Regions from separate parts of the Mus musculus genome. Here all the other regions are linked to region 1. Evidence: chromatin loops called from intact Hi-C (ENCODE). Cell type or tissue: heart. All regions are shown on one strand. Region 1 holds the start of Sgk3 (serum/glucocorticoid regulated kinase 3). Region 2 holds the start of Cops5 (COP9 signalosome subunit 5). Region 3 overlaps Sgk3 (serum/glucocorticoid regulated kinase 3). Region 4 overlaps Sgk3 (serum/glucocorticoid regulated kinase 3).

Evidence for each region. Peaks named below come from ENCODE experiments on the same cell type or tissue, not always from the same donor. Only the 100,000 strongest peaks of a DNase experiment are listed, where the experiment ranks them.
Region 2: it touches region 1 in a loop (6-fold over the local background); 5 of 42 quality-filtered maps call a loop at or near these places.
Region 3: a loop joins it to region 1, with 3 times the contacts of the local background. A loop is called at or near these places in 8 of 42 quality-filtered maps.
Region 4: a loop joins it to region 1, with 2.2 times the contacts of the local background. A loop is called at or near these places in 2 of 42 quality-filtered maps.

The regions. Positions count from the first base shown.
Region 1 is chr1:9,794,150-9,802,149 of GRCm38, forward strand. Sgk3 (serum/glucocorticoid regulated kinase 3) reads left to right here and starts at 3,981. Exons shown (of 18, transcript NM_133220.2): 1 at 3,981-4,097. In heart, a CTCF peak has its summit at 4,273; a DNase peak (open chromatin) is centred at 4,012; H3K4me3 peaks cover 2,195 bases; H3K27ac peaks cover 1,668 bases; H3K27me3 peaks cover 283 bases.
Region 2 is chr1:10,034,153-10,042,152 of GRCm38, forward strand. It overlaps Cops5 (COP9 signalosome subunit 5), which reads right to left and starts at 4,007. Exons shown (of 8, transcript NM_013715.2): 1 at 3,518-4,007; 2 at 777-1,011. The coding sequence starts at 3,660. Cspp1 (centrosome and spindle pole associated protein 1) reads left to right here and starts at 4,066. Exons shown (of 30, transcript NM_026493.3): 1 at 4,066-4,192. In heart, CTCF peaks have their summits at 3,727, 5,488 (motif pointing right) and 5,687; DNase peaks (open chromatin) are centred at 3,789, 3,969, 5,619 and 5,829; H3K4me3 peaks cover 4,186 bases; H3K27ac peaks cover 3,140 bases.
Region 3 is chr1:9,844,154-9,852,153 of GRCm38, forward strand. The region is part of intron 2 of Sgk3 (serum/glucocorticoid regulated kinase 3); the gene reads left to right. Among named protein-coding and RNA genes, the nearest start is that of Sgk3, 50 kb to the left of the region's middle. In heart, a CTCF peak has its summit at 4,151; a DNase peak (open chromatin) is centred at 4,178; H3K4me3 peaks cover 1,373 bases; H3K27ac peaks cover 918 bases; H3K27me3 peaks cover 422 bases.
Region 4 is chr1:9,859,336-9,867,335 of GRCm38, forward strand. Sgk3 (serum/glucocorticoid regulated kinase 3) reads left to right here. Exons shown (of 18, transcript NM_133220.2): 3 at 5,796-6,013. The coding sequence starts at 5,918. Among named protein-coding and RNA genes, the nearest start is that of Mcmdc2, 45 kb to the right of the region's middle. In heart, no CTCF peak of the experiment used is centred here; no DNase peak of the experiment used is centred here.

The DNA of each region.
Region 1 (8,000 bases):
CTGAGGCTGGCTGATTTGGTCCCAGAAACAAGGATGAGCTGTGCCTTTTACCTGCATCCTTCAGCTCCACATCAGCACCCAGAGCACTGTTCTTTAGATCAAAGAAACACATTAACCTTGCTCTATGCCAAGGAGGCAGTGACAGGCCTTTTCCCTTCCGCTGGTCTGCGGGTTTTTCTAGCTATATCTTAGGTTGCCCTGTGTTCTATGCAAAGGGATTTTGCTCAGAAAGCTAACTCCTTTTCAATATTTACTTCATTTCTGTCTGTATTCATAAGCAGTTCATGGTTAGTATCATGTCTTAAACTACCTTTCTTCAAAATGGCTTTCTTTTATTTGAGGGTGTCGGGTGCTATAAATCAGCATTTCCACTGGTGAATATATCAAAAACTACATCAACAACTCATGATGGCTGACCCACTTAAGCAGACAAGTCTGTACTAGGACTACAGAAAGGGGACTATAAAAGCTGTGCAAACATCAAAAACATCATTGCTCTTGTAACCAACCATTGGTTATCTCTTGCCTGGACATTCATCTCTATAGAACCAATGGTGGCCCTGACTGCCTTAACAGTTAACTCATGAAAGGAAATCATTCAGGTCCTGTCAGCCATTAAACCAATCGTCCTCCCTAAAGAAAGTTATTTTTCTTTTATTGGGAGCCCCTAACCTATTGGAAGGCTACAAGAAAAGAACTACAAGTAATGCAGGGCATTATTTTCACATTAAGATTAATAATGCTTTCAGATTAGGCACCATTTTAGAGAAAAAGTTTTCTACTCTGAATAGCAATAATGAGAATCCAAGTGATCATTGCAGTGGAATATATTATTTTAAAAATGTGTTAGCTGGGTAAGTGGTTGGGAATTTAAAAGAAATACATAGGTCAACAATTCATATTCTCAGCTTAATTTTCCAAGATTCTGAACATATTATTTCTATTTTCTGCTAGTATAAAAGAATACCAGACTGGGCAGTGGTGGCCCATGCCTTTAATCCCAGTGCTCTGGAAGCAGCTGGAGGCTAGCCTGGGCACCCAAGCAAGTTCCGGTCCAGCTGACGCTACATAGTGAGACCTTGCCCCAAACAAAACAAGCCTCCAAAACACGGAACGGGTGTGTGTCCTGAGCAGACATCCATCAGGCTCAGGATTCTATAGCTGGCTCACCCAAAAGTGCCATCACGAGGTGAAGAACCCCATGTTGTTTTATCCCAAGATGCAAGTAAGAAGAGGCTCAGACTCGTGCATAACGACGCACTCTCTCAGTAGCGCATCCTCAATAATGACATCACTCAGCCGTCCATCCACTCCTGAGGGTTTATCCTTTTTTTTTTTTTTTTCGTTTTTGTTTTTTCCAGACAGGTAGCCCTGGCTGTCCTGGAACTCACTTTGTAGACCAGGCTGGCCTCGAACTCAGAAATCCGCCTGCCTCTGCCTCCGGAGTGCTGGGATTAAAGGCGTGCGCCACCACGCCCCGGCGGGGGTTTATCCTTTAGGACCTAATCCTCTGTCAGGCTATGCTTCTCAACTGAGCTCTGTTAAGTCACACTGGTCAATCAATCCTAGGTTGCCCACATTTAATTAAGTTCGTTTGATCTTTACAGCATGCCATGATGCACTGTCATATCTGTTTTGAGGTTGAAAAAGCACTACCATCACCCTCTTCTTACTCCTGAAACAGCGGTGGAATGGTTTGCCCAAAGTCCAAAGGGGGAAGATATGCATTAACCCTGGGCCCGACTCCAAAGTTTGTTTTTATAATCTCTACGCTAAAGATAGAACAGATAGGCAAAATATTTGCCTTGTGTGCATGAACAGAGCCATTCTTTCAAAGAAAACATTAACATCTACATTTCAACAAAAAAGCTTCACCTATTTTAAAATTTGATTTTACAGAAAGCCTTTTAAAAAGACATAAGTATTTAACCAAACACTCAACAACTTTTATAGTTTAACCCTAAACATACTGGACAATGGGAATAAGATCTGTATCACCATAGGAGTTAATTAAAGGGATGCTACTCAAAGCACACCCTTACATGCATCTGGAGACGCATCTCAGCGGTGTAGCAGACGCCTAGTGTATATACAGCATCCAGGATTTGATCCCTAGAATTAAGTAGAAAAGTTAATTTTAAGGGTGAGGAAGATGGCTCAGTCAGTAGAGTGCTTGCTGCACTGATGTGAGGACCTGAGTTTGGGTGCCATGTACAAAGCCAGCTATGATGGTGCCTAATCACAGCGCTGGGAAGGCAGACAGGGGAGGACCCTGGAGCTCACAGGACAGCCAAGATGCCAACAGCCAGGTCTAAGATCAGCAAGAGACTCCATCTCAGAAAATAAGCCGGACAACGTCTGGGGAAGAAAACTACTTCTGATCTCCACCCTGTATGCATGCTTACATGTGTGTGCATGTACACACACACACACACACACACACACACACACACACACACTCACTCACAAGCCCATACCTAACTTCCTCTTAATCAAATGAAGATCATCCTCATTTCTTGTCCATAAATGTTGGTGGGCTCTCGATCTCTCTTCCCCCCTCCCCCGCCCCACGTTCTTTATAGTGGTAAGACAAATTTATCCTGGAAACACTAAAATGGTTTCCATCTGTTTTTTTTTTTTTCCCTAACGTCAAAATGTGGTGATAGTTAGGTATTTATCTTTTAATCGAGAATGATGTCATTCCCTTAGTGTTTATTGACATAAAATTTCCTTTTGTCCAAGAGCATTTCTTCAGTATTATGAATATGGCTTTAATTAGCAGATACACTGATCACTTGTTTTTTTGTCACAGAGAAGATGTGTGCTTTATTGTGTGTATTGCTTTGTAAGCAGATCATAGTGGAACATATAAATGACTGCTGCAATATGTTGGGCTCTATGAACTGTATTTTCTTGTCCATTTCCCAAAGCCATGGAGAATCGCTGTTAAGAAAGTCCTGTGAGAATAATAGGTTTCACAGTATAAAAGAATTTGGGTTCACAACCTATTTTAAGGACAAGGCCATATTGCAGCATGGATAGTACAAATAACTTTTCTTACATTTATTCATGAGGCTAAATCTTCTGAGTATCGTTCTAAAATATAAAGAGTTCTTTGAATTTACGGAACTCACTCATTCATCTCAGTTCCTCTATTTGTTCATAGATTTGTGGCAAATTTTCTGGAACCATATGATTCAAAGGGTAGATTAATGTAAAATATGAAGCATGCCATGCAGACAGAAATCCTTTAAACAGTTGTGTGGGTCTACTTTCACGTGGTATCAGATAAAACCTAAACTACAGTGGTGGTGTGGCTCTCTAGTTCAAAATTTTAACTCTACTCCACAACCATTGAATCGTGTAATTCTTAGTTCCCCATTCACAGAACGGGTTTTTAAAAACGCAGCTTCTGTAGTTAAATGGACAAGCACCAGCAGTAGAGTGTGTTGGGTAGTTTAAAAATAACAAACAAAAATAATCCATAGATCTAAAATGATCAAGAGAAACGCATATTATCTGTACATAGCATCTATCTGCCAATTTGTGAGAGCCCTCGCTCATCCATAAACACTGGTCAAAAAAAAAAAAAAAAATCAATCTGCTGACGTGGGAAAAAGTGTAGAAAACTGCCCAGAAAAAGCTAAAGGAAGCACAGTGGGCTCTCCAGATCGTCCGAATACTTATTTGGCTTCTGCAGCGTCCAGCTTGCAGGAAGCCGCAGCCCCCAGCCCTCTGCCACCGCCCGGGTCCGCTCTGCCGCCCGGGCTCCCGAGTGGGCCAAGGTCACCCTCGCCGCGGACCTCGCGCATCCCGTCAGCTGAGCGCAGGAGTCCGGCGGCGTCTCCTCCTGAACTTTGCACCCCGCGTGACGGGCGAGCGCGGGTAGCCGAGCGGTCCCGCCATCCGCGCGGGTCCCGGCCGACCCCGCCGTCCCCTCGCGCCGCCCGCCCGCCCGCCCGCCGCCCGGCGCTTCGCGGGAGGAGCCGCCGTGACGCGTCAGGGAGGAAACGCCGGCGCCCGGCCGCGCCGCCGGGAAGAAGAAACTGCCAGCGCTCTGGGCTCCGCGCCCGGGCGCCCGGACGCCGCACAGCCGGGTAGGTGCGGGGCGGGTGCGCCGGTCTGCGTGCCGGGGTCCCGGCCGGGCTCTCTCGGGCGCCGGGGTCCCGCCGCGGCCCGGCGCGGTCTTTGTGTGCTCCGGGAGAGCTCAGCGCCGTGGCGTGGGGCTCCCTCGCGCGGGGGAGCGCGGGCGGCTCGCCCGGCCCCCCGAGCGGGGCAGCGGGTGGCGAGGACCCGGGAGCCCACCTGACGCGGGATGGGGTTCTGCGCGGACCCGCCGGGGCGACGGTGTGAAGTGGTCGGCAGGGCTAGATCGCGTCGCCACTCTTTTTCAAGTTCTCAGACTCGAACCCTTCGGTCTGTTTTCGCTCGGTCGATTCTCACGGTTCAAGCACCGACGAATGCCGCCTTAAAGCGCGCTGAGGTTTTCGGTTCTAGGGCGCGCTTAGGGATGGTTCTTTGGACCGGTAGAAAAGAGAAGGGATTCGCCTCTTGAAACAAAGGTCTTTGACTTAATGTTGCACCGAATGCCTGGTTGAACTGCAGTTCTGCAGGCAGAGACTATGCTGGATGCACTTAGGATTCGAGAATAAACACAGAAGAAGAAAGAGAGAGAGAGAGAGGGGGAGAGAGAGAGAGAGAGAGAGAGAGAAAGAGAGAGGAAAACAAAACAACAAAACCCCAAAAACGCCTCTTGGGTAGAGTCTTGCCCTTCTCACTAGATTGTTTACCTAACAGGCCTGGAAAGTGCCTGCTTTATTTAGCAAACACAGCTCATACTATGAACTGCTCTGTTTCCTAAGTGCTTTATAAATATTACCTCAAATTCTTAACTCAAAATGATAAGTTATTTGTGGTTGTAGCCACGAAGAGGCCATGCATACTCTAGTTCCCCAATGTTATAGAAAGAGCTGGAAACATTAGAGGAAGTTTCAGACATATTTTAGGAATGGGTGTGCCTTCTGCCCCCTTAGGCTACCACTCCCTTAAGGCAAGTTCTTACCCTTCATTCCCCGTAGGATTCAGGCGTGGAGAGATGGGACCTGTTGCTGGCAGGTCTCAGGCCAGATCCCATGTAACTTCAGAAAGGTGGACTCTCTGATTCCAAGTCTGACAACTCAGACATCAGAAGTTCCCTTTCTTTACACTGCCACTGGACTGAACCTAGTTTTGTTTTTATAGGGAGCTTTGTTTTCAATATGTTTGACAATTTATATGACGTGGCTCAGATGGGAGCATCAGATTAAACTTGAACTGTGAAACAGAACCCTTTTTGTTTGTAGACATTACCATTAACAGTTTGGTAATTTTTTTTTTTGCGGTTGGTTGTTGCTGGCACTGAATTGGTTGATGAATCCTGTAAGGTGTCCATTTTGTGTCTTGCGGCTTATATATAGAGAGAGGATTTTCCCCCAAAATAAAATGATCTTTTTAAATGAGTGTTTTGGGCCTGGTGCCTAGATGGTAAAGACTGAGAATGGTCAATAAATAATAACAACTGTGGTGATTATAAATGTAATATCAAGATTTTTTTTTATCATACTCACTGCCTCTGTTGGTTCTTTTCCTTCTCATAAATTTCCATTTCCTGGGAGGTAACTAAATGAGTTGGTAAGCCTGATTAATAGGACTGTACGAAGCAAAGGGGCTCTCCCGCCCCAGTACAGCTTCTGTAGATACCGCAGACATGAGTGCTACTCGTGAATTAAATTCAACCTAACATCTAATAATTGTCTTCAGAGAGACCGTGTGAGGTCAGTACATCTCAAAACGCTCTCCCTTTTGTACAAGTAAAGACACCACGGTATCAAACTGTTGGCTTTGCTGTTTGCCTGTTTGCCAAGCTAATGGAGGGTGAGCCCAGGTGGAGAAGGCGCATAAATGGGCGGAGCCTGGCACGTGCAGGCCTGTAATAAATATTTGTGGAATGAATGGCTTCAGAAAGCTTGCTCTTTCAAAACATACATCCCAAAATACCATCGTAATTGATTTGTGCTGAAGAGAGGCCTAACCCAGTGCTTCTCTTATTTCAAACAGTACCTGATGCAGTATTCTCCTTATAAAAAGGACAAAGATACCCTATGGACTAAGGATTTATCATCTCTAGTTTTTGAAAAATAACTTAGTGGTTGTTTTTTCTTTCTTTTTTTCTTGTCAAACACCCTGCCTATTTTTTATTTTATTTTATTTTTGGTCTGGTTTTAAGGGGTGTTAAGTGGGACAAATGCTGTTTGTTCTTGTGCTGAAAGCTTTCTTACATATGTCTCTAAGCACTTGGGTTTATGAGGGAGTTCAAATACAATGATCAAAGGGATTTCTCAGTGTTCTTCTGAAGTGTCTGACATGGCGGTGTGTTTTCTGAAGCTAATTACTTAAGTTTATACTTCTAAAAAAGCAAAAAAAAGTATCTTCATTTATTTATATCCTTTAAGTGTGGGCCTCTGCATCCTAAACTATGTGGCCCCAGATATATTACCTTTAAATAGGGAGGACAGTATGGCCACTACCTGGGAGAGGACTTGAGAAGGGCCACTGGGTGAAAGACAGCATGGCAGTTCCCCCAGGGACTTTAGGTAGCTAGAACATCGTAATGAAGCCCATCTGAGTCAGCTGCCTGTCAGCCCTCTGCGTGGAGGTGGAATAAGTGCTTTTCAAACCTGCCTTGTAGAAACTACCATTACCCTTTCAATCTTCACGTGTTCTTTCTTTTAAAACTTAATGTAAATTATGGACTAAACTGCTGATTCATGAGAGTCAAATTATGTAACGTGTTATTCCTGATAGAAATGGCTCCCACACTCTTTTAAGTGAAGATGTGTCTCTGTTTTTCTTTACCTGCTCCATTCCTGTTGAAGGAAGCTTTGATCTTGATTCACCCCCCCACCCCGCCCCTCATTTCATGGAGAAAAGTGATAAATCTAAGAGGGGCTGAGATGCCCGGTCTTTTAGTTCACATCAATATTTAATTTAACAGGATCGCTGAGTTAATTACTGTTGCCAAGAAGATGTGGGCCAGCCCAGAGTGTCAGGCTGCATGAGACCAAGGCCAAGGGCTTCAGAGAGAATTAGGGCAGTGTGCAGCAAGCCTTGCTTTCTTCTAGTTTTTCAGACTCATCCCTTACAAGGGTCTTGTAAGTGTGTCTATGTCTATCTCTGGGTATCCACTGTTCTACTTAAAACCAAACTGTATGTAGCTCCACTGGTAGAGTGTTTCCCCACTGTTCTGGATGCCCCGGGCATGATCTCCATTGTCATTAATCAAACAGAACAATAGAAGTCTACCCGGGCATGGCGTCCCATTCCTATAAACTAGGGTAGGAGACTCAGTCGTTTGCATCCCTAGGTTGATGGAGCCTGGATTACATAGCAAGGTCATGTCTCAAAACCAAACAGAATAAACCCAATGATGTTTGCTCGTGTAAGGTTATGGGTGAGGCAGTTGTCTCTTGGCTAGGGACTGATCTTTTCTAAGGTGTATGGGTGAAATAAGAGATGTTAGTCAGACTCTGAGAGATTCCTTTGTAGGGAGACTCGGTTTCTACCATGGAGACAGACATAGGAAAAACCTAAGGGGACTGACACCTGGGAAGGGCTAGAAATATCTACCCGTGTGGTAAGTTTCCATGTGCAGAGAGTTCCTGTAAGCTCACATGGGCTGATGTGTCCTTACCAGCAGTTTGTTCTTTCTTTCTTTTTCTTTTTTTATATTTTGATTTTTATTATTCAGACCATATATTGAAGTATCACTTTTTAAAACGTTTATAAAAAGGCTTAGTTGTAAACTGTCATAATAGATTTACAATATATATGTACATATGTATATATGTATATATATATATATATATATATATATATATATATATATATATATATAAAAGAACAAATTGAATATTAGAAATTATAGGAGTCGCTCCATTAAACTGCAGGAGTCTTCTTTAATA
Region 2 (8,000 bases), 240 kb after region 1:
AAAACGCTTGCTTGAGGTATGGTTTACTCTCAGAGATACTGTCATTTATAGGTTTTATGTAGTGCCCAATAACAGCATGCAACAAATGCTGCTTTGAAGTTAAGGAATTTCTGAACAGATAATACATATGCACAGTGTGAAACTATCAAGGTACAAGAACAAGGGTATCCAGTCTCCTCTCTATCGTTTCTCTCCTGTTTCTCAGCCCAGACATCACTCTAACATCTTATACACCCTCACAGATATCTGCAGATTAACAAACATATCTGCACATAGCTGCACACCACATTTTAAATTCAAGAAACAATTCTGGAGCTTGTTCCACATAAGGGAAGATATAGATAGCTTTTTTTAAAAAGCTAGCCTACATAGTTCATTATAGTCCATCAATAGATATACTCTACTCAGGAACAGTTAATTCCTAAATTTGTTGTTGTTGTTGTTCCTGTTTGTTCTTGTTTCCTTAAGGGGTACTGGAGATCCTGAACTTAGGGCTTAGGAATGCCAAGCATCAACTCCATCACTAACTCACATCTCCAGCCTACAGTAATTTTTTTTTTTAAACACAACTGACAGTGAAAATGAAAACGTATCTTGGAAGGATCCCCTCCCCCAACCTAATATTACAAATCTCACAAGACTTTTAAAATTTCACATAAAAACTGTTTAATTTAAAATATGGAATTTAATGCGAAAAGGACAGTTTTAAGTTCAGAAACCCAGAAGTCATCCTGAGACTCATAGAGATTTTTAGATTTAAGAAACAATATTTTTACCTGTTTGGCATTTTCTATGTATGCAGCCATATACTCATACGCAGCAGCTTGAGCATTTACTCGAGTTTCTGTGCCCTCTACAGGCAAAGCGAAACTGTCCATGATGATCATGGTCTCGCCGTCGACTTTCCCGAGCATCAAACCCATCACTTCCAAGTTGCCTCCTGACCTGGCATGCATCACCATTTTCAGTAGAGCCAATGCTGAGATTTTGCAGTATTTAAAGTAGTGGTGACTATAAAACAAAATTACACTGTGATTAAGGTTCTTATTTAATGTACAATTTCAGAAGATAGTCTCTGTGAAAATAAGTAAGTTCTGAAGGGATTGATAGTGATGGAAGGGGAGTATGGACCGTGCGTGGGAGTAGAATAAGAGCAGCAAGTATGAGGTACCTGGAGATAACATGTCACAGTCACAGCTCAGCCCCTTGGGTAAAATAAAGAGTCTGGGATAAACTTTAATATACTGCTGAGGTGAGGGAGTAATGATCAAGTCCACAGGCCTTTTTTCTCAATCATCATGGAATTATTATACTTGATTACCTTCTTAGGCCTAGCTTTCTGACCTTAATTTACTGAGTTATTAATTAAGTAATTTATTTATTTATTATCTGTGGTACATGTTTATTAGTGTGCCACCAGATGGCATGTGGAGATGACAGGGACTGTCAGGGGTCTTTCTCTACCTTTTGTTTTGTTTTGTTTTAAGACTGCGTTTTTCTGTATAACCTGGCTGTCCAGTAGTCCAGGCTGACCTTGGAACTTGATCACCCACCTCTGCTGAGATTAAATGTGGGTGTCACCATGCCCAGCTCATTTTCCTCTATTTTATTACTTCATCCCCTTGAGACAGAGAGAGCCTCTTACTGAAAGCTCACTGTTTTGGCTGACTGACCAGCTTACAGACTTCCTTTTCTCTGCCATCCTTCAATACAATGCTAAAAGGTTACACACACACATATCCACACATGGATTTTTACAATAGATGCTGGGGATTTGAACTCAGGTCTGCATGCTTGATAGCAAGTATTATTACCTACAGAGCCAGAGGATTTAATTTCTACAATGTTTGCCTCTGAAATTGCCCTGCTTAGGTCTAAAATCTTACACTGACACTCCCTACCTGAGAGAGTAGGGCCACTTAATGTCTATGTCACATATCTATAAATAGGTATGTCACCTATTAGTATGAAAAGTACACAGTAAGTGCTTAGTCCCACAGACACTAAAACCTAAGGTACTGTTATCAGCCTTATTAACCTGTTTTAAGATATTCTCAAAAAAAGTGTGTTAGCTTGTGGCTTCCTTCTGATAGCATCTTGAGAGTGATCTAGTATCTTTACTTCTTTGACTAACCATTGTATGTGATTAAACTCTTGAACAACAGTTTAAAATCCCTGACATACCCTACATGTTAGGATAGCCATAGATGGTGAAGAAGTCTTGAGTTTACATCCACCTAAATCACGCAGCTTGCTTTAGAAACAGCTAAGTAATCTGTGTGGGGCACTCAGCGTTGCCATGGCCCACTGGATGCATGCAACCAAATATAGCTTTTGTTAGATTTCAACCACAAGCTCAAAGTTACTGAGACCATCTTGGAAATCAAGATATAAATTAAAAAACTGGCTTTTCCATCTACTTGGGAAAAAGATAAAAACAACCATTACTATGCTCTCATTACATATGGCTCATCCAGAACTTCTTAATAAATTACCTTATCTCATCTTCATGACATCATTAATAGCTACGTTTAACCTTTATCTTATAGATAAGTTTAGATACTTTAGTTTCCTAATGCCAGTCAACAGTCTAAATGACAGTTATTGAGACCTGATTTTCAGTCTATTGAACCTAAGCTCATTGCTATAGTATGACCATGAGGTGTGTTTCTGAATGTATTTGCTTATTTTTCTATTTACAGAAAGGGAAAGAATCCTGGATTGTCAAGATTATTAAAAGACACGAAAATCTTCAGGCCAGTGCCAGGCCCACAGTAAGAACTCAATAAACACTGAAAACAGAGTACTGACGGTTAAAGCCAGCTGTGCCATCAGAACAAAACACCTGGAGACAGCAAGACAGTCTACTCAGCAACCTTTTGTAATTTTTTTCTTCACTCTCCTTAATACAATTTGCTCTAAAGAATCATTTGACTTGTCGTCAATCCCAAAGATACATGGATTTGGCTGGGGAAAATGCTTCTAAGCTCTCTCTTATAATTCCTGGTTTACATGAATTGTAGTAGTATTGTAGGGAACTGCTAAGAGGATTTGGTATGTGTCTAAAGAGCTGAAAAAAAACCAAACCAATCAATCCAAGAGCTCATGGATTTTTTTTTTTTTTTTAAATCAATGCTCTGCTCATTCGATTTATAAAAACAGCCACGCTCTTCAGTTTGGGAATCTACTGAAGGCTGCAACTAACTGCATGTAGCCACCAGGTTCAAGGCAGAGTGTGTGAGATTTACAAAAATAATCATGTTGACAAAAGTCGCACCCCAAGTCAGCCCTTTACACGCCCTGAAGGCAAGAAACTTTCTAAAAGGGGAATCGAAGCAGGCCCTAGAGGACAGGTAAGGCTCTACTGACAAGGCAGACTAAGGCCACTGTGGCCAATATTCGGTCGACGCCCCACAGAAAGCCAAGCTCACCACACCCTTCATCTCCCACCCCTCGCGGGTCTCTCACAGTCCCGCCATCCCTGCCCTCCCCTGCGTCTCGCCAGGGACCTCCTCACTCCTTAGTCCAGGGTTTCGCCGCCAGGATTTCTTGTTGTTGTTTTTTGTCATATTTGTAGATTTCATCGATACTCTGCGCTTCCTGCATGTTGTTGGCCAATTCCCAGGTTTTCTGGGCCATACCACTCCCGGAAGCTGCCATGGCCGAGGCACCGGAGAAGCTGTCGCTCCACAATCAAGATGCAACTTTCTTCTACTGGGCCTCAGCGTGCGGGCTTTGGACCTTCCCCACCAGGGTGCACACTCACTAGACTCTCAAGGCAGCCATGACACTTGAGACCGGAGGTGACGTTGGTCCAGACCATTCGCGCGCTGGGGCGCGGCGGCGGCGCAGCGACATAGAAAACACTTCCTTAGGGTTGGCTCGGCTCGGCTCGGCTAAGATCAGTCTTGCCGGTGAAACGAGAACATGCTGGCTCGGAAATCCGTTCGTGTGAACTGCGAGGGACGCAAAGCCTCGGTGTGGGAATGGTACAGCCTTTCGCGCCGGAAGGCGGGACTATTGGCCTGCCAGGAAGGAGTCGGCCGGCTCGGCTCGTACTGCGCAGACTCAGATGCCACCATATTGTGTGTAGGAGGAAACTTGAGTTTGGGGAATTATGTTTATGTGAGTGTAGGTGCTTCAAACGAAATAAATTGTTTGGAATACTAAATATCTCTAGAGAAACAGAGGTGTAAGTATCTCCGGATTATTGGTTTTGGAGGGGGAAGATCGCGTGACTCTTTTAAGATAATTTGCGGTGTGTTAAGCCTCCGGGGTTTGTGGTTGGCGTTCCGCTTTTGTGTTTTCGCTACTGTTGCGAGGTGGCAAGCAAAAGTTACCGGTTGCTAAGATTAACTTTTTTAGGGACTTTATAGGGTAACATTTTATACAAGTGTTAGGAGCGGTGAATGCCTTAGGCGCTACTTTTTAAAAAAGGTTTGTCTCAGTGCAGATTTAATCTCCGCAACCTGTGCCTTCCAGCAGTTAATGTGAAATTTGTTTCAGTCGTATTTTTAGGTTTTCTTCCCTCACATTCTCATCCCCAATTGCCCACTAGACTGTAAGTTGAAGGCATGCATGAAATTTGTGTTTTATTTAATTCTAATATATTTAATTTTTTTCGTAACACGGTTCTTAAAGACTTCTCCAGCTTCATCATCTTCTTTTAGCTCCCCCAACCCAGTTTTTCATTCTATTAGAACTTTTTTCCTTGGCTTAGTAATATATTAGTTGTTAGGCATTGCTTGAAATGCACTTCTTGACATTTCTGCTTTAGAGCACACAGATTTTAAAAAGCACAGCTCGGAGATGCCTTTCCTTAACTCTTCGTCAGTAACTGCTCCTTCACAGGAATTCGAAGGCTCTGTAGCTGCTTCACCTGGACCCCGGGGTTTTTGCAGTTCTGGAACTATGTAGTCCAGGCTGGCCTCAAACTCGAGAGCTGCCTGCTTGAGTGCTGGGATTCAAGGCGTGCACCACTACTGCCCGTCTGTATCCTCTTCTAATGCAGGTGCTTTTGCCTGGGCTGCAGGAGACCCTGTTTCAAAAAGTCAAGGAGCTGGGCAAACAAAACAGAGCAAGGACATTGCAACATTCTTCTAATTCCAGTACTTGGGAGGTGGAGAATGGAGAATCAAGAGTTCCAACCCCGCTTTCTCCCTGGACTATTGGAGACAAAATAACGAAACCAAAAATAAAAATAGAATCTTCTTAAAGTATAACTTCGGGCACACTAGGGACATTAGAGTACATTAGTATCTTAAGTTCTTTCTGAGAAGCTTGTGTAAGCTTGTTCCAGTGGTCACAATACACAGCCACTCGAAACATACAGAATAACATGTTGAAATGGTAATGAAAGCCCAGGACAGAGAGTTGACCAGACTGCTGGTGCGGACATTCCTTCTCTCACATCCACACTTCGTGACTGGAGACCGTCCTGGGCTTGGATGGCTGGGATTTAGCCTGGGAGTGGTCACATTTCAGGAATCCCTGGGCGCAGCAGCGGGTGCACCGGGTGGCCTCCGGGGCTGCAGGGGGCGCCCTCGGCCGCGCGGCCTCCGCCAGCAGCCCGAGGGGCGGGGCCGCGCCTGGCCGTTGGTGGAGGGCGGGCGGGGGGCTGGGCCTGGGAGGCGGAGTCCTGAGCGGGCGACCGGTTTTTAGGTCCGCGCCGGAGTCGCCGGAACCACGGACTGTGGAGCCCGCTGGGAGCGTGGCTTCTCGCTGGGAGTAAGTCGGTGGGTAGCGGGTGTGGACGGCTGTGCGAAGAGTCGGCGCCCTGGCGCGGGAGGCCGGCCCGGGTCGCTGTAGCCGGGCGGGGGTTCGAGCCTGCCGGGCGGAGCCGGGAAGCTCCGGGGTGTTGTGGGGGCAGGGCTTGAGGCGCGGGTCGCGAGGCGGTGGCCCGGCTTGGCCCCAGGTGCTGGTCTCGAGGCTGCCGGGCTGGGGGCGGTGCCCTGCACGCGCGCTGCAGACTCCCGGGCGGCCTCTGGGCCCGCCGGTTGCCTGACAACGCGTTGACGCTTTCAGAGGCATCTGCCACCCGCTGCGTCTCTGGAGACCTTAGTGGCTCTCCTGCGCCTTCTCTTCTGCTGGCGCATCGCTGCTAAGCCTCGCAGAGTGCTTGCACCCGGAGGGTTGGTTAATGTTTAACACTTTGCAAGTTAAACTTAATCTTCTCCATATCCCTATGAAATCTGTTGCTTTTCTCTCACTGTGGTTGCTTGATGAGAGAACTTTCTCTGCCTTGATAGTGTATCTTTGTGTGGAATTAGAATCTGGTTTGAAAGAAATACGTACTGTGTGTATGTATATACACACACACACACATATATATATACACACACATACATATATATATGTGTATGATGTGTGTGTGTGTGTATCTTAATTTTCTCTCCTCCTACAGAATCCCAGCTGTCAAACTCCGTCATCATGGCTGCAAGTGTCTACGTTTTGAGCCATTTTTTCCAGACCCAAATCAAGTTTTCATTAAATGTTAGCAGTGAGACTCATCTTTTGAGATATATCTGGCTCTGAAGATAATAAGATTAAGAAGCTAACGTAGAAGTTTTGATAAGACTTAGTTTTCAAACAGTTTGTACAGTGTAAGGTCCTAAAAGCAATCAAAACAATTTTATAGCTGGGTGTGGTGGCACATGCCTTTAATCCCACCACTTTGGAGACAGAGGTAAGCAGATCTCTTGAGTTCTAAGCCAACCAGAGTTATATAGTGAGACCCTGCCTCCAGGGGGGAAAGAAAAGAAAAGAAAAAAAGGCTTTATAGAAAGCCAGTTATTCTAAGAAGCTAAGTTTTATGTGGAAGAATGGCTTGTCATGTTGATAAGCAAAAAAGAGCTCCAAAAAAGTAGGGAGACACTTTTTTTTGTTTTGTTTTGTTTTGCCCCCCCTTTTTTTGTGAACTTGCTGGTGTGAAGTATTTGCTGACGTGCTCCCATAGAGAGGCTCTTTCTCTCTGGAATCTCTGGGATGGCCTGGGAGGGGAGCAGATAGGTTCAGATAAGGCAAACAGGAAAGGATGCTTTCAGGACACCTTTTCTTTAGCAAAATTCAGAGTGATTTGTCCAGATTTGGATGGTACTCATAGTCAAATGCTCATGTATATGCTAAGGAGAAGAAGACTGTGAGACCCTTTCTGGCTAGTTCAATGAGAAACTTCATTTTCCCCTCTGTCTTTTATGCCTGCCCTTGTTCTTGTCTACATCTTATTTCTCCCTGAGCATCTGTCCCTAGTCCTTTTTTCTTGTAGTAGAGTCATTTTTTTTTGCAGGTAGCTGCCTCTTTTTTTTTTTTTTTTTGTTTCATTTTAACCTCATACTATAGGTAAGATTTATTATGAATTTTTAATTAGAATTTAATTAAAATTTTTCCCACTTCCTGATGGCAAAGTTCTGTTCTCTTACACTTTTTCCGAAGTCACCCAGTTCAAGCTCCAGTCATATAATTATTTCCCAGCGCCCTCTTACTAAGAAACTCGGGTTGCCATTATTGTGTGTTCTTGATGCGTCCATACATCAGTGCAGTAGTAGTTCATCTAAATTGTTTAACTACAGTATTGCTCCTAATAGCCTTTGGCAAAAGGTCATTACTGGGGAAAAGGCTATTGGTTAATAGATAGTTTATTGTAGTTACTGTTACCTAAGATGAGTTTCAGAAGTTGTAATAATAATTGGTACTAAGTTACTGTTAGGAGGGAATCCTGACATTTTATCCAGCTTCAGGTCTTCCGCATTCATTCAAGTGAACATTGCCCAGCATTTACTTGTGGGTTATCCCTACCTGTGTTCATTTGACCCCATGTTTGTCCTTGTATCTTAAAGTAGTTACGTTCTGTTTTGATGGAGTATATTGAAGATTGACTGCTTAAACTTGGGATCTTTTCTGCCTGCCTCTGTCCTGAGTAGGGAGTAACTGGGATGGCAAGTACTTACCATTTCTGTCTGTTGAAAACACTTACTTACCGCTTAAGTAAACATCTTTGATGT
Region 3 (8,000 bases), 50 kb after region 1:
TGTTTCCTTTTTGGGTGCCTGTGGTTGGGCTCAGGGCCTCAGGTTTGCTAAGAGAGGGGAGCTAACCATTGACTTCTACCCAGCCTGCCTCTCTCTCTCCTTTATCCACTAGCTTCATTTCCTTTAGGAAGACAGATTTTCTGTTGTTGACACTTCCTTCATGTGGCTACTGTGGGGTGAAGGCAGAGTAGAGTCTGGATTCTACTCTTCATAACCAATTTTCAAGATATTTAGTTCTGTAGTACCATCCAAAATTAATTTCTTAGTTATTTTCTGAATTTCTTAGCATCTTTATAAACTTCTGCATATACTAATTTGTTTGTCAGAGACAGGCTCTTCTTATGTAGCCTTGGAGCCATTCTTAACTACCAACCTTACTTTTTTCATTGCCAAGAGCTTTGAGACCCATTCCAGGTTCCTTAGCTAAAATGCCTGGTTGCAAAACATCAAGGTACTTTTATGTTTTCTTATCCTGTAGGACAAACAGTTTTCAGTGTGCTAACACTTCGCTAATGTTGTGATTACTTAAATAGAACTTAATAAATGCACATTCTTTTCTTTTATTTTTGACAGTCTTACTCTCTTGCCCTGGCTGCAGCTCATTATGTAGATCAGTCTGCTCTTCACCTCATGACAATCCTCCTGCCTCTGCCTCCTGAGTTGCAGAGATTACTGGCATTGATTACCATACACAGCCTATTTTTAAGCCACTTAAAATAATCCCTTTGCTAAGTATGTCAAAACATGTTCCAAGAATGGATTCCTGTGAGGAAAATTCTGAGTGCTTATGAGAAAACTCCAAGAAAACAAGCCACGAGTCTCATGACCTCAGTTTCTTCTGAAACTTCACAGAACTATGCTTAGAATACACTGTCGTGCCTCTCCAAGGTGTGGCTGATAGGAGAGTTTACTCCACATCATACATCACAACTGACTATAGCAGGGTCTCTCAACCATCCTATACAGCGACCCTTTAATACAGTTCTTCATGTTGTTAGTAAGCCCCAATCAAAAACTATTTTCATTACTACTTCATGACTGTAATTTTGCTACTTTTGTGAATGGTAAGGTAAATAAATACCTGTGACTTCTAATGGTCTAAGGTGACTCTGAGAAAAGGTTGTTGGACCCTAAAGGGGTCACAGTCCATAGGTTGAGAACCACGGTTACTGCTTTTGCCACATACGACGTGTCCTTGAAGTTGCCCACTTTACTCACATGACTCCTCTTTTTGTTTGTTTGTTTGTTTCTCTATATAGCCCTGGCTGTCCTGGAACTCACCACTCTGTAGACCAGGCTGGCCTCGAACTCAGAAATCTGCCTGCCTCTGCCTCCCGAGTGCTGGGATTAATGGTGTGCGCCACCACGCCCCTCTACATGACTCCTCTTAACCCTCAGAATATAAACTGTTGGATGCTCTGAATAAAGATGACTACTGCATCTCACTCACCCTCACCATTCTCCCAGGTCCCAACACCTCTATAACAGTAAACAAAGTCCATCTTTAAGATTTTTTTTTTAAAGATTTATTTATTATATGTAAGTACGCTGTAGCTGTCTTCAGACACTCCAGAAGAAGGAGTCAGATCTCGTTACAGATGGTTGTGAGCCACCATGTGGTTGCTGGGATTTGAACTCCGGACCTTCGGAAGAGCAGTCGGATGCTCTTACCCACTGAGCCATCTCACCAGCCCCATCTTTAAGATTTTTGAAATGAAATCATCCTTAATCCTTTCTTCTTTTAGTTCACAGTGTATTTTCCAGATATTGAAATAGTAAATTTATATATTCCTTCCAGTTTTGTACCTTTTGTACTTGTTTGTCATGTGTGAGCAGGTTCCCTAGGAGGCCAGAAGATGGCGTGAGATCTCCTAGGACTAGAGGTCCTGGGGGTTGTGAGCCAGCAACTGAGGGTGCTGGAACTGAACTCAGATCCTCTGGAAGAGCAGCGAGTGCTCTTTAACTACTGAGCCATATCTCCAGCTCCTGTAAAACCTTTAAGCATAAAATTATAGGCTGGAAAATGGCTTAGATTAAGGCACTTGCTGTCAAGCCAATGACCTGAGTTTGATCCCCAGAAGCTGCTTGGTCCCGTTCTGATTTTAAGCCTCACTTATTTTATGAACACTGATGGGCCAGCCCTTCTAGTTTTCCAGAGTAGACAAACTCTGGAAGGGCATTTAGAGATTAGGAGGCCACCTTCATTTGACTCATATGCAAATTGAGGATGTTATATTTTGTGACTTCCCTGTGGGACAGGGCGAGCAGACTAACCTCTGGGCATTCATTTCTCAAGTTCTTGCAGTAGAGGTCATTGTGCACCTGTTTTCCCTCTGTCTCTGTCTCTCTCTCTGTCTCTGTCTTTCTCTCTCTCTCTCTCTTTGGTAAAGTGAGCCTTGTGTTTCCCTGCCTTTATTCACTTGCTGTCCATCAAATGCAGATAGATGTTTTCATAGTTAAAAGAAACCAAAAAAACCCTCAAGTACTCTTGCTTCCTTTTATCCACACACCTAATCACAAACCATGAAGCAACACTGTGGACATTCCTGCGGCCATAAAAAGAAAATTACATTTGGGAGGGAGCACCTGGCTCTCATTTGATGATAGAAAGCTCATCTTGCTTGTATGAGGGTCTAGGTTCTGTCCCCAGGAGTGAAAAGTGTCCCCAGGAGTGAAAAGGACTTACAGATCTTACTGGGCTGTTCTTTCTCCATAAAGACACTGGCTTGGCCGGGCATGGTAGCTCATGCCTTTAATTCCAGCACTTGGGAGGCACAGGCAGGAGGATTTCTGAGTTCGAGGCCAGCCTGGTCTACAGAGTGAGTTCCAGGACAGCCAGGGCTACACAGAGAAACCCTGTCTCAAAAAAACAAAACAAAACAACAACAACAACAACAACAACAACAACAAGAAGACACTGGCTTTATGGACAGACAGAATGGAAGAAAGGGAGTCACAGAGAAGGGGGGTTCCTTATTTGTGGGTTTGCTTTCCTCCTGTGGTGGGGAGAGGGAAACCAGACAATAGGAAAGTAACCACTTGGTTAACGACAGATTACTTAAGGTTGTTTTTAAAAATAACAGCTAAAGATTTAAATGAATTATTGGGCTATTCATGATATTTCTGTATTTTTCATTCTCCCGTCCAAAAAAGTGATATAATTTTACCCCATGGGACTTCAGTGAGTACAGTCTGGTTTTTAGTCCAGACTGCTGTTGCCTGGTACAGGACCTTTGTCCAAGAAAGGTCTCTGATAGGTTTTATTTAACTCTGCCAAACACTGCCTGGGTTTGACAGCTCTGCTCTCCTAAAATGCGGCTAACAGTGGGGGAATGGTTATAATTTAAGCTGGGGGTGAGAATTCTTACCTGTGGTCAGTGCCCATAATTCCATCCTGCCCTCCCTTCATCACTCCCGCCTTTACTTTCTCTCCCTAACCTTACCCTTGCTCTCCAGAGTCTCAAGTAGCCCAGTGTGACAATATTGAACTGGCAATATTGCAGAGGATGACGTGGATCTGATCCCATTGTCTGCCCCTCTAGTGCCCACTTTATCTATCCACCAACATCTATCTATGAATCTGTCTGTCTATTGGCAGAGTCACATGTCATCCAGTTTGGCTTTACAGTGTAGCCAGGCCTGCCTTGGTCTCTCAAGTGCTGATTGGAGAGTAAGGGCACCATGTGCCCTTCTTACCATTTTAAAAAGGGATGGGGAGTGCCTGAGATGGAGGTTAGTACCGGAATTATGTTCTTTGCCTCTCTGAATAGTATTCCCAGAGACTCTTTGCACGTGGAACACTGAATTCGTGTATGACTCCTACCCTGCTGAAGTAGCGGAATGTGCCTTGTCAAAGCTCTCCTTAGCTGGATCTGGGAGAGAGTGCTGGTGTTTGCCATCCCAAGCCTTTTTCTTCACTTTCTTCTTTTCCCCTCTCCCTGTGTCCTCCCCCCCCCCCCTTCCCAGGTTCAACCCCCACTCAGGCTTTATTTACATAGGACCTCCCTGGATGCGGTCTGCGGAAACCTTTGTCAGGCGCCAGGTGACTGGCGCGGGGAGGGTGGGGGTGGGGGGTGGGGAGGCGGCCACGGATGTGGGCGGGACGCCGATGCGGGCGGGGCGCCCTCAGGCAGGCGCCCTAGGGGCAGGTGGGTGGAGAAGCCCGCTGAGATCGGGTGGCGCCGGAGAGTGGCGCTTCCAGCTTGCCACGCGCAAGGGCAGGGTTCCGGAAGGTAAGCGCGCACGCCTCGAAGCGCGGTGGGAACCGGGTGGGTTCTCGCGGGTCTGGACGCAGACCACTCACCGGTCCCGCTGGAGCTGCGGCTCTGCCCACCGCACTAGCTCCGGAGGGAGGGGGCTTGAGTGGTTCCGCACGCGCACCCTTGGAAACCTCAGGTAGTGTGCAGTATTTAATGTTCCTTAAAATACATGGATGGTGCTTGGTTCTGGACGTAGACTTCGGTTGCCTGCCGGAACGGAAAGGTGCGACTAATACGGACTGTTAGGGCGCCAGGGTTCCAGGAGGGAGCATGACTTGGAGATTAGCGAGCGGCTTGTAAGTTGGAATGCTTGAGCTCTTGTGTACTTATTAACCGAAAAACTTGAGCAGTTGGCTCAGCTTGTTTGCGCCATGGATTTCACGCATGTAAAACGGTGGTGCCGGGATTGTTGTAAAGATTGGGTTAATCCTAGTGCTTGGCAACGAACGTTGGATATTTTCTCTGTTTTCTGATGAGCATGAATCTCTAAGGTTGTCATTTCTGGGAATCTCCTAGAGCTGTTGTCAGAAATGCTTGAGAGATTCCTTTGAGACAGTTTGTGAACTGAGTCCTAAAGGTTCTTTTCTCTAGTACTAAGGGTGCTCTGAGCTGATCATCACTTTATTCCACTTTATTCCAGTTCTTCCCTAAACGTTACAAGCATCTCGCTTTTTCTTCTGTTGGTGCTTGGGCTGGAAACACCTATCCACCCCCAGCACATGCTCTGCCCATGAATTACACCCGCGAACAAATAAATTTTAGTTTTGAAGACTAAAGGAAAAATAAAAGAAAATATTTTTTAGGGTGCGTGTAACCTTGTTTTGAGAGTTGGGGTAGATTTCTTTAAAAGCAATTCTTTTTTGGAAAACTTGTGCTGTTTGGGGTGAGTGCTTATTTTGTACTATACTTTTGCAAAAGTGCATCAACCACCTTTCAAAATAGGTAAGCAGATGTCATCTGAGCAGTAGCTTGCCACATAGAAATAGGTTCGAAGGAGACATGGAATCTGGATGTGGTCATAAGCCCATGCATGCTATTAACTTCTGCAGGCAGGAGCCAGAGGCAGGAGGATTGCTGAAAGTCCAAGGCCAGACTGGGCTTCATAGTTACTAGAATGCTAGACCTTGACTCAAAAATTGGCAGATAAATAAATAAAGAAATAAAATAAATCTGAAAAGCCAGTCCTGTTGGTCTTTACAGATGAGGATCTAAAGACCCAGAACCAAAACATGGCAGAGCTTAGAACTCAGCTCTGCTGATCAACAAAATTTAAAAGCAGAGGACTATGGGAGTTACTGTTTTTATTTTTGACAGTTGTTTTATGGTGCTGAGAGTTTCTTCACTCAGCAGCATCCTGCTTCGTAGTTTAATTGCATGATTCATAATCATTCTTCAGCACCTTTGATTTAAATCACAGTCTGGAAGCTGCTGCATCAATTATTGCTTTGAGAACAAGATGAGTGTCTTTAAGCTTTGTGCAAACATGTTCCAGCAGTGCTTTGCTTTTGTTTTTCAAATGCAGCTCTTTTCTCTGTGTGCAGAAGGTATGAACAACATAAATAAATCGACCGTGTACAGCTTCTTATCACTGAGTTCCTAGAGAAGTTTTCTTGATTGGGTAGGATACAGTCAGGCAGGGATACCGGGAACGCTGAAATGTGAATGGATAGGTTATGTGGCAATGCATCTGGTAACTTCAAAAGCCTTTCAGAGTACAATTATTTTGAGATACTGGTGTGTAAGTTGCTGACTTCCTGGCGCTGTGCATTGCTCATGCCCTCACCTCTGGATATTTGTTCAGATGTTTCCTTATTATTTAAACTTGCATACAACCCCATACTTCCTATAATATATACTTAGTTGGTGTAATTACTCATCTGCTTTCTGCCGCTAGAGGTTCCATGTGGCTAAGGGTGCTTCCTCCTGTGTTCCCTGTGGAATCCCTAGTGCCTAGAAACAGGGCTTGGCCCAAGAAGATGTTGGCTGTGTAGCTTTGCACAGATATTTGCAGTACAACTAATAATTAACCTAATTTACCAGCATTTTGCTTACTTGCCGGTTCCCTCTACTTTCAGCTCTTTCTCCTTGTTGCCCAGGAATAAAACCTTGAGATAGAGTTTAATTCCCCCATACTTTCCACTCAATAGACAAATAGCTAAGTTTTTCCCCCCAAACAAGCCACTCCATCCTTGTTAAGCCCTCTTCTTTTGTTTATTCCAATGCACCTACAGCCCTTGAGTTCCACACCGAAGGCTTTCATGTCTTCAGAGAAGCGAACATTCATCTTCCTGTGTGGTGATCTCAAACCCCTTTGCAGCCTGTGTCTCCCACAGATAAAAGCAGTGATCCCAACGTAGGCTTTCAAATATAAAATAAAGTAGGCTTCCAGTGGCTGTGTAAAACCCTTAGATTGTATCCGTTGCTTTGTGACAGTCCTGTTCTTACTAATGACTTGGCTGCTTTCTCCACTGTCAGCAGGCATTTTTGACAAACTGACCTACTAGCTATTGCACTTGTGCTGAAAATCTCTGCTACAGAATAAGAGTGCTTATCACGCACCGCCACCCCAGCCCTTCCGTGCCGCTGCACCCCAGATGATGGATGAGTTTAGTTGGAGTTGGCTTGCCTTTTCTCAGAGTTCTGGTACTACCTCTCTCAGATATTAGTCAGTCCCCCTTGCTTTGTGATTCAAGTCATCTGTTACTGTATCTAAACAGAAGGACATGAACTACACATACAGAAGTCCCATAGTCAAGTCTTTACATTTATCCAGTTACTTTAAGAGAAACACAAGGCCCATGTGTCTGGTTTTTAAGTGAATGTGAACTCAAGTTCTAGTGGACCTTTCAGATCATTAAAGAGTCACAGCTTGTTTTGAAAGTAGGAACTTAGAAAGATGGTAGGGAAATTGAGTAGGAAGTAAAAAGATAGAGAAGAAAACATTGAGTCTGGGTTTTTAAGGGACTAGGTGTAGATACAGCAGTATACGTGATGCGTAACAGACAGGCAGATGTTTATAGAAATATGTAATAGCCTCACACAGGAAGGTGTCAGCGCAAGAAAGTGCATAGAGCAGCCTCTGCAGCTTTGGGTTTTCGTGTGGAGTATTAGTCCTAAACTGTCTTTTGTTTTATATCCCCAGGCACACGGAGTCCTGCTTCTCCACTTTGTTTTCTGAGCTGGAGAGGACTGAACATTCTCTTCTTCTGTTTGGCTCTGACTTCACACGATGTAATTTCTCTCTGTGTCTGTCTTCTCCCCACCCTCAGATACAGTCTCTCTGTGTAGTCTAGGCTGGCCTTGACGTTATAATCCTGCTTCAGCCTCTTTGAGTGCTGAGATTACAGGCACACCATGCCTGGCCTCATTGTTTTTGATCTTAAAATATGTTCATACCTCTTTCTTCCTTTGTTTTCTTGTATGCGTGGAAAATATACATCCCAGAGTGTTTATTTTATGGGAGGTATTAATGAAGCTTACACTTTTTGTTTGATACAACTTTTGGTTTAACAAATTTTTTTTAATAATTACATTAGAAATGTCTCTATGTACATATTCAATTGAGGCATGTATTTTATTTCACTTGTGATGCTTTCAGATATAAACTTGATTGAAAACTTTATTCAAGAATCTGAGATAGGAAGATCAGAAGTTTAAGGCCAGCCTGAGTAAGAATTTATCTCTTTTTTTACAGAACATCAAACATTTCTGCCATTCAATGTTTATCCATTTTTCTGTTGC
Region 4 (8,000 bases), 65 kb after region 1:
GTGTGACAAGGCAGGGACTAGGGCAGCTCTCCTCTTTATAGCACCTTTTTATAGAGTAGGTGTCAATAAAAATTGGCAGTCCTTGCGGGTTTCTCTCCAGACATGAAGTCTGGGTTGTTTTGCTCATGGCTCAGTGGAGGCAGTGTCATCTCTCACTTGAGACAGGACATCCTGTCTCTGAGCAGCGAAGCCTAGGGAACGATCTGCATAGGTGTCCACAGTGTTCTGCTGTTTCTTGTTGACTGGGACAATGAAGCTAATGTCATCAGTGTGGTGGATCAGTGTGATGGCCTGTGGAGGTCCCTCTAGAGCAGTGGTTCTCAACCTTCCTAATGCTGTCACCCTTTTATACAGTTCTTCACGTTGTGGTGACACCCAACCATAAAATTATTTCTGTTGCTATTTCATAACTTTAATTTTGCTGTTATTATGAATTGTAGTGTAGATATATAATGTACAGGATATCTGATACATGACCTCTGTGATGGGGTCGGTCATCCCCACAGGGGTTGAGACTCGCTGGTTGAGGACCACTGCTCTGGAGTCTAGACCATACCATGACAGCAGTGCACACATTAGCCCTCTGGTATGACAGTGAACAGTAGGTACTGCTGTTTCTGTCATGTGACAGCATCTCTGTGTCTCTCACTGATGGTAGAAGAGATGTTTATCGGGTCACAAGCCATATACTTGTCATCAGGGATTATCCTAATAGTCACCGACCCAACATACCTCATCTGGAGTTACTTACGGAATTAGTAGTTGCCACCTGGTTAGAGTTTGGCAATCCATAATCATGTCCCAAAATGTTTTTGGCTCTCACCCAGTTAAGCAGGCAGTGTAAGTGCAGATATGATAGGATTCAGCAGTCCCGATTCATCAGCTTTTTCATAGTGATACTGATTTCTGAAATCACAAGCAAGAGTGTTTTTTGGGCAGAGTACTTTTTTTTTTTTTTTTTTTTTTGGTAGTGAGAGTAGAGTGGTTGGTTATAAGGGCTGTAAGCCAGGAACCAAATGGACAATCGCTGTTGACAAGCTATGCGTCAGTAGCCTTCCTCCTCCCTTGATGCTTGTCAGAGGTTTCTACAAGGCTCTTTTCTCCCGTAATAGCTGTTTTGGCAGGATGAGGATCCAGTGTGGGGATTTGGCAAGATAGAAGATAAATCTGTTTCCATTGGACGCACCAAGATTCTAGGGCCAATGTTATCTCTTACACCATCTTTAGGAGCCCCACTCTGACTAGTAGAATACATTTTGTGTCCCCAGAAACTGGTGTCAGTTTACAAATGGTGTCCAATGACCTTTCAAAGAGTTTCATAGTTACCCTTTCAAAGTGGATATGCACTCTGAGGTGACTGCAGATCTCTCTTGGAAAAGACCTTAAAGAACAGTCAGCAGTATGTACTTGTGGCCTTTTAATGGGTCATGATAATTCTAGGTTGAATTCAGTGTGTTCTCCATTGTCTTGAACTTCTTTGTAAGCTGGGTTATGTGATAATAAAGAAAAGTGAGACCGTGTCTGAGGGGAATTGGTGTCTCCTTGGGATGGGAAACAAAACTTGAAAGGGTCACATGGAGCATAAGGACGGGATAGAGAGGCCCAAATGAAGTCTGGATGCCCCAGATAGGCACAGTAGCTTCACTGAGCTGGGTAAGTGCAGTTGAGTGGACATGGAGGCCATCCTTCTGAGCCTCACTCATGCTGCCCCAACGCTGGCAGTCATCATCCAGGATCTGCTTTCCCACAAGGGCCCTCGTGTAGCATCTGTGACCACATGGTTTGCGTTTAATTGCTCTTCACCAGTTACCATTAAGTTCTGGCCTTTATTCTTCACCCTATCTGTTGGCAGCTATAAGAAATTAAAGACTCTACAAAGAGCCACATTCTACTAGTCATTTGCTTTGTGCATACCTTCAAGGACACCTGTGAGTAACACCAGCCCTTGTTACAATCGCCCTGCCATCTGTCTGTACCCATCCTGGGACACCTTGCATCTCACTGTACCATCCTGTCCCTCCATAGAAGGGCTATCACTTACTAATGTATTTCCTATTTTTATATCTTTTTTCCCTTTCACTAAAAGTAGATTCTTTTCTCATACAGTTCTCCCCACCCCCACTCCTTCTAGCTCCTCCCCACCTCCTCCCATCCGGATCCACTCCCTTTCTGTCTCACTGGAAAAGAACAGGCTTCTAAGAGATAACCAAACATAGCACACACACACAAAAATAACAAGATCAAAATCATCACATAGAAGCTGAACAAGAAGCCGGGTGGTGGCAGCGGCGGTTGCACACCTTTGATTCCAGCACTTGGGAGGCAGAGGCAGGCAGATTTCTGAGTTCGAGGCCAGCCTAGTCTACAGAGTGAGTTCCAGGACAGCCAGGGCTACACAGAGAAACCCTGTCTCGAAAAACCAAAAAATATTAAAAAAAAAAAGAAAAAAAGAAAAAAAGAAGCTGAACAAGGCAGATCAACAGAAGGAGCCTCACGCAAAAGCCCAGGAATCAGAGCCCCACTAGCTCTCACATGCAGGAGTCCCATCTAACATTATACTGAAAGCTGTAAGGTATGCACAGAGGACCTGCAGGCCCTGAGCTTGCTGCTTCAGTCTCTGGGTTCAGAGGAGCTCTGCTCAGTTGATTTAGAAGACTGTGTTCTCCTGGTGTCCTCCATCCCCTCTGGCTCTTACACTCTCTGCCTCCTCTTCTGCGGGGTTCCCTGAGCTCTGAGGGGAGGGATTTGATGGAGAAATCCCAATAAAAGCTGTGTGTTCCAAGGTCTGTCTGTCTGTCTGCTTCTCTCTCTCTCTCTCTCTCTCTCTCTCTCTCTCTCTCTCTCTCTCTCTCTCTCTCTCTCCATATCTGGCTATGGGTCTCTGTATTTGTTCCTATCTGCATAGGAAGCCTCATTTGGTAATGGCTGAACAAGACACAGATCTTTGAATGTAGTAGAATATCATTTTATCACTACTTTTTTTCTTTTTGGTTTCAAAGTATAGCTCTGGGTTATCTAGTCACTGGTCCTTGGTCTCTTGGCAGTGTTGGTATGGGTTCTGTCTCACAAGCTTTGTGCCACCATTGACCTAGTATATTTTGCCAGCAGAACTGATTGCAGATCCTTTTTGTGGCTTGGTTGGTGTCTACATTGGTTGCCTGTGGGGTATTTTTTCATACCAAAGACACTAGACCATCGGGGAGAAGGTTCTTTCTGCACTACTCGACCTCCCCCAGTTATGAGCTGTGCAGGTGTTGTCTTCAACAGTGGGTTCCTGCAGTTGGTTTGGGAAGAACAACCTATCGTCTTGGCAACAGCCTGAGTTGTTTGGGGAATTGCATGTAACCCTGTACTGGCACTGAGAGCTTTGCTTGGTGACAACAGATGGCCAGTTAAGACTGTGTTTCCCTCATTATTTGGAGACTTTATCAGGATCGCCTTCATATATTTTAGGATGTTTCTCACTGCACTAGGTTTTATTTGCTAGCTGTCTCCCCCTCAGTACCTCTCCTGTTCCCCTCTGCCCCACTCCCACTCCCAGTCCACTCATAAAATGGATTCCATTCCCCCAGCCCCTTCTTATACCCTCTCCGCAGCTTATCATATGGCTAATATCCACATATAAGTGAATACATACCGTATTTAACTTTCTATGTCTGGGTTTCTTCACTTAGGATTTTTTTTTTCTAGTTCCATCCATTTGCCTGCAGATTTCATGTCAGTTGTTGTTGTTTTTTTTAATCCTCTCTGTAAATGTACCACATTTTCCTTATTTATTCTTCATTTGGGGCACATCTAGCTTATTTCCGATTTATGGCTATTATAAAGAGCAGCAATAGACATGGTTGCGTAAATGTCCTTGTGGTATTGTGGACCATCCTTTGGGTGGTCTTGAGGTATATTGGTTTCTTGTTTCTAAGGAGCTGCCATTTTGCTTCTCATAGTGGTTGTACAAGTTTGCAGTCCCACCAGTGATAGATGTGTATCCCCTTGCTCCACAGCCTTGCCAGCATGAGCTGTCACTTGCATTGCTGATTCTAGCCATTCATCCAGGTGTAAAATGGAATCTTAAAGAAGCTTTGATTTGTGTTTCCCTGATGGCTAAGGATGCTGAACATTTTTTTAAAAGTGGTTCTCAGTCATTTGAGTTTCTTTTATTGAGAATTTTCTATTTAGATCTCTAACCCATTTTAAAATTGGATTATTTAGGTTTTTTTGATATCTGTTTTCTTAAGTTCTCTATATATTTTGGATTTTAGTCCTCTATCAGATGCAGAGTTGATAAAATCTTTTCCCATTCTATGGACCGCTGCTTTGTCCAAATGGTAGTATCCTTTGCCTTGTAGAAGCTTTTCAGTTTCATGACGTCCCATTTGTTAATTTTTTATCGTAGTGCCTGTGCTAAAGACAACTCAGGAAGTTGTTTCTTGTGGTAATGAGTTCAGAGCTATTTCTCACTTTCTATTCTATCAGGTTCAAGGTATCTGGTTTTAGATTGTAGTCTTTTTGATCCATTTGGAGTTGAGTTCTGTGCAGGGTGGGAAATATGGATCTATTTGCATTCTTCTACATTCAGACATCCAATTTGACCAGTACCATTAGTTGAGGATGCTGTTTTTTTTTTTTTCCAGTGTGTTTCTGGGTTCTTTATCAAAGATTACGTGTCTGGATTTATAATTGGGTCTTCAATTCAATTCTATTGATCAACATGCTTTTTTATGCCAATACGTGCTGTTTTTATTACTATAGCTTTGTAGTACAACTTGAAATCTGGAATGGTGAGACTTTCAGCGATTCTTTTATTGTCTAGGATTGTTGTAGCTATCCTGGGCTTCTTGTGTCCATATGAAGCTGAGATTGGTTGTTTCAAATCTGTGAAGAATTGTGTTGTAATTTTGATGGGGATTGCATTGGATCTGTAGATTGCTTTTGATAGTATGGACATTTTTACTATGTTAATTTTCCCCATTCATGAGCATGGGGGATTTTTCCATTGATTGATATCTTTTTCAATTTCTTTCTTCAAAGATTTGAAGTTTTTATTTTATAAGTCTTTGACTTGCTTGGTTAGAGTTACCCTAAGATGTTTTATATTATTCAAGGTTATGGTAAAATGTGTAGTTGCCCTGATTTCTTTTCAGTATGTTTATCATTTGTATGTAGGAGGGCTACTGATTTTTATCAATTATTTTGTATCCAGCTATTTTGTTGAAAGTGTTTTATCTGCTGTAGAATTTCCTTGGTGGGAATTTTAGGATCACACACACACACACACACACACACACACACACACACATATATACATACATACTATCATATCATAGCAAATAAGAAGACTGTGATTTATTTCCTTCCGATTTGTATCCTCTTGATCTCCATCAGTTGTCTTATTGCTCTAAGACTTCAAGTACTATCTTGAATAGTTATGGAGAGATCAGTGGAAAACTTTGTCTTGTTTAAGTTCCTCTTGTTTAATTTGATGCTGGCTATCAGCTTGCTGTATATAGATAGCCCTTACTGTGTTTAGGTATGTCCATCGTATCCTTCATCTCTCTAAGGCTTTTATCATGAAGGGTTGGAGTTTGTCAAAGATATTTTCTGTATCTAATGAGATGACCATGTTGGTTTTCCTTTCAGTTTGTTCTTATGATAGATTCGATCTACTCATTTTCATATATTGACCCATCCCTACATCTCTGGGATGAAGCGTACCCACACGGTCCTCTTCAAAGGCCAGACAAGGCCAGGTACTCTGAAAATGGTTTTCTAACCGTGTTTTCTTCCTATTGTTTAAGGTTCCATGATGGAGTTTGAACATTACCTCAAGAGGTTTCATATTTTGGATTTGTGAATTATATTTACCCTCTGCTGAGAACTTTGAAACTTCAGACTCAATTTCTGTCCTTCAAGACATTAAATGCAGAGGGATTGTATCATGGACTACAAGGAGAGCTGCCCAAGTGTAAGCATTCCCAGCTCTGACGAACACAGAGAGAAAAAGAAGAGGTTCACGGTAAGTGTGTGGTGGGAAGAGTAAGGACAGCAATGTCTCCACTCCCCCCAACCCCCTCTACTCCCCTGCCCCTGTGTTCTTTCATAACCAGGAATTCTCCTCCCCTCTCCACAGGTCTAGGTTTTACTTCTTTTGAATGAGCAATCCTCACAAAACCTTCTTTAGACCAGGTGGTGGCGGTACACACCTCTAATCCCAGCACTGTAGAGGAAGGTGGATCTCTTGAGTTCAAGGCCAGCCTGGTCTACAGAGCTGGTTCCAACCCGGCCAGGGCTACAACAGAGAAACCCTCCCTCAAAGAAAAAAGAAAAAGAAAGGAAACGGAAAAATAATAAGAAAACAAAGCTTCCTTTGGCTACTTTAACAGTAATTGTTCTTTTTAGTGCATATTTTTGCCTGTTTGCACATCTCCTTGGAAAACTGTATGAAACTCATAAGCCGTCTTGTCAGATGTGTGTATAGAGTCTGTGCCACTTCACTGTTGTAGACTCCTGAAGTCCCTGCGTTAAAAACTACTGCCCGGAAATTTCCATAGTGCCTTCTGGCATTTATTACTTTCCACCTCATTTTTAAAATGTTCCCTTGTTTTACCTCTTTTTCTACCTTCAAGGTAAAGGCATTTCTGATTTTAGTTCCACCGTATTTGCTGGAGGGCTTTATAAGGTACAATGAGTATATGCTAATAGTGTGACCAGTGACTGCTATTGGAAAACAAACACTTTAAAAATATATGTCCATTTATTTGCATATGTATACATTCTTAATAGTACACACACACATGTGGATCCATAGAGGACAAAAGTAATCAGGTATCCTTGGGTGTCCTTCGTCACTTTATGCCAGTTCCTTTGAGGCAGGTCTCTCCTTGAACTTGGAGCTCATGTTTTCTTCATTACCAAAAGCCAAAAAGCCAAAAGTCTTCCCTCAGAGTTTGGGTTAGAGATGTGTGCAGAACATACCACCTGTTACATAGTTTTAGAACCCAAATTCTGTCTTCATGATTGTATAGGCAGTGTTTTAGCTGGCCGTGCCCTTGCTGGGCTGACTTGAAAATATCTTCTGTTGGTGTGAGTAGGTTCTAATAGGGTTCTCTCCAATACAGTGCCTTTGTTCTCAGTATTGCACATCAGCCCCCTTTTGGACCACCACTGATCTGTTAGAAGTAGGCCACTGAATCCTTGCCAGTTAAGCCCTGAGATAAGAGATTTTCAGCTGGAATCCATGCTCACCTGGGATCTGAGAAGATCTGAAATGTTAAGCTAAACACCCCAAACAGTATATTCTGCCTTACTAACTTGCAGAGGTAACTGAAAATGGTAGCTGTTTCTCAGGGTCCTAGATGTGGAACCAGAAAGCAGTTCTCTGGCCCTATTCTCTGTTTCTAAACAAACACCTGTGCATTGATACAAACAGAGGTTGGAGTGTTATCTGGTTACTCATCTCTCCCTAGCCTCTTAGGTTGCAGAATTGTGTATGTGTGTAGTATGTGTGTGTGTGTGTGTGTGTGTGTGTGTGTGTGTGTGTGTGTGTGTGTGTGTGCGCGCGCGCTAATGTGTGTTGTAATGGTGCATACTTGTTAACACATTTTTATAACCATATTTTCTAGCAACATTACCTTGAAGGTTAGCAAGGGCTGTTACATTACAGCTTGGATAAAATAGTGGAGTGTAGGCAACTTGCCTTTTTTTCTGTGTTTTTACCTTGGGGCTGTTCTGTCCTTGAGGAACTTAACCTCCACCAAGTTTGGCAGACATTGCTACTGCAGTGTGGATTAACTTGGGTGTCCTTTCCTTCTGTCAAGCAGAGATACTTTCACACATTCTGGGAAAGAGTAGGGTGTACAAATGTTTCCTGATTTGAGGTGGGCTTGTGTACTCACACCAGTGCGTGAGTGTGTGTGTCCACTTAAAATATCAAATTGTACTCTACGGCTGTCTTTGGCTGAATTAATGAAAGTTAGTTTGGTACCTGCTGATGATTTAATGCT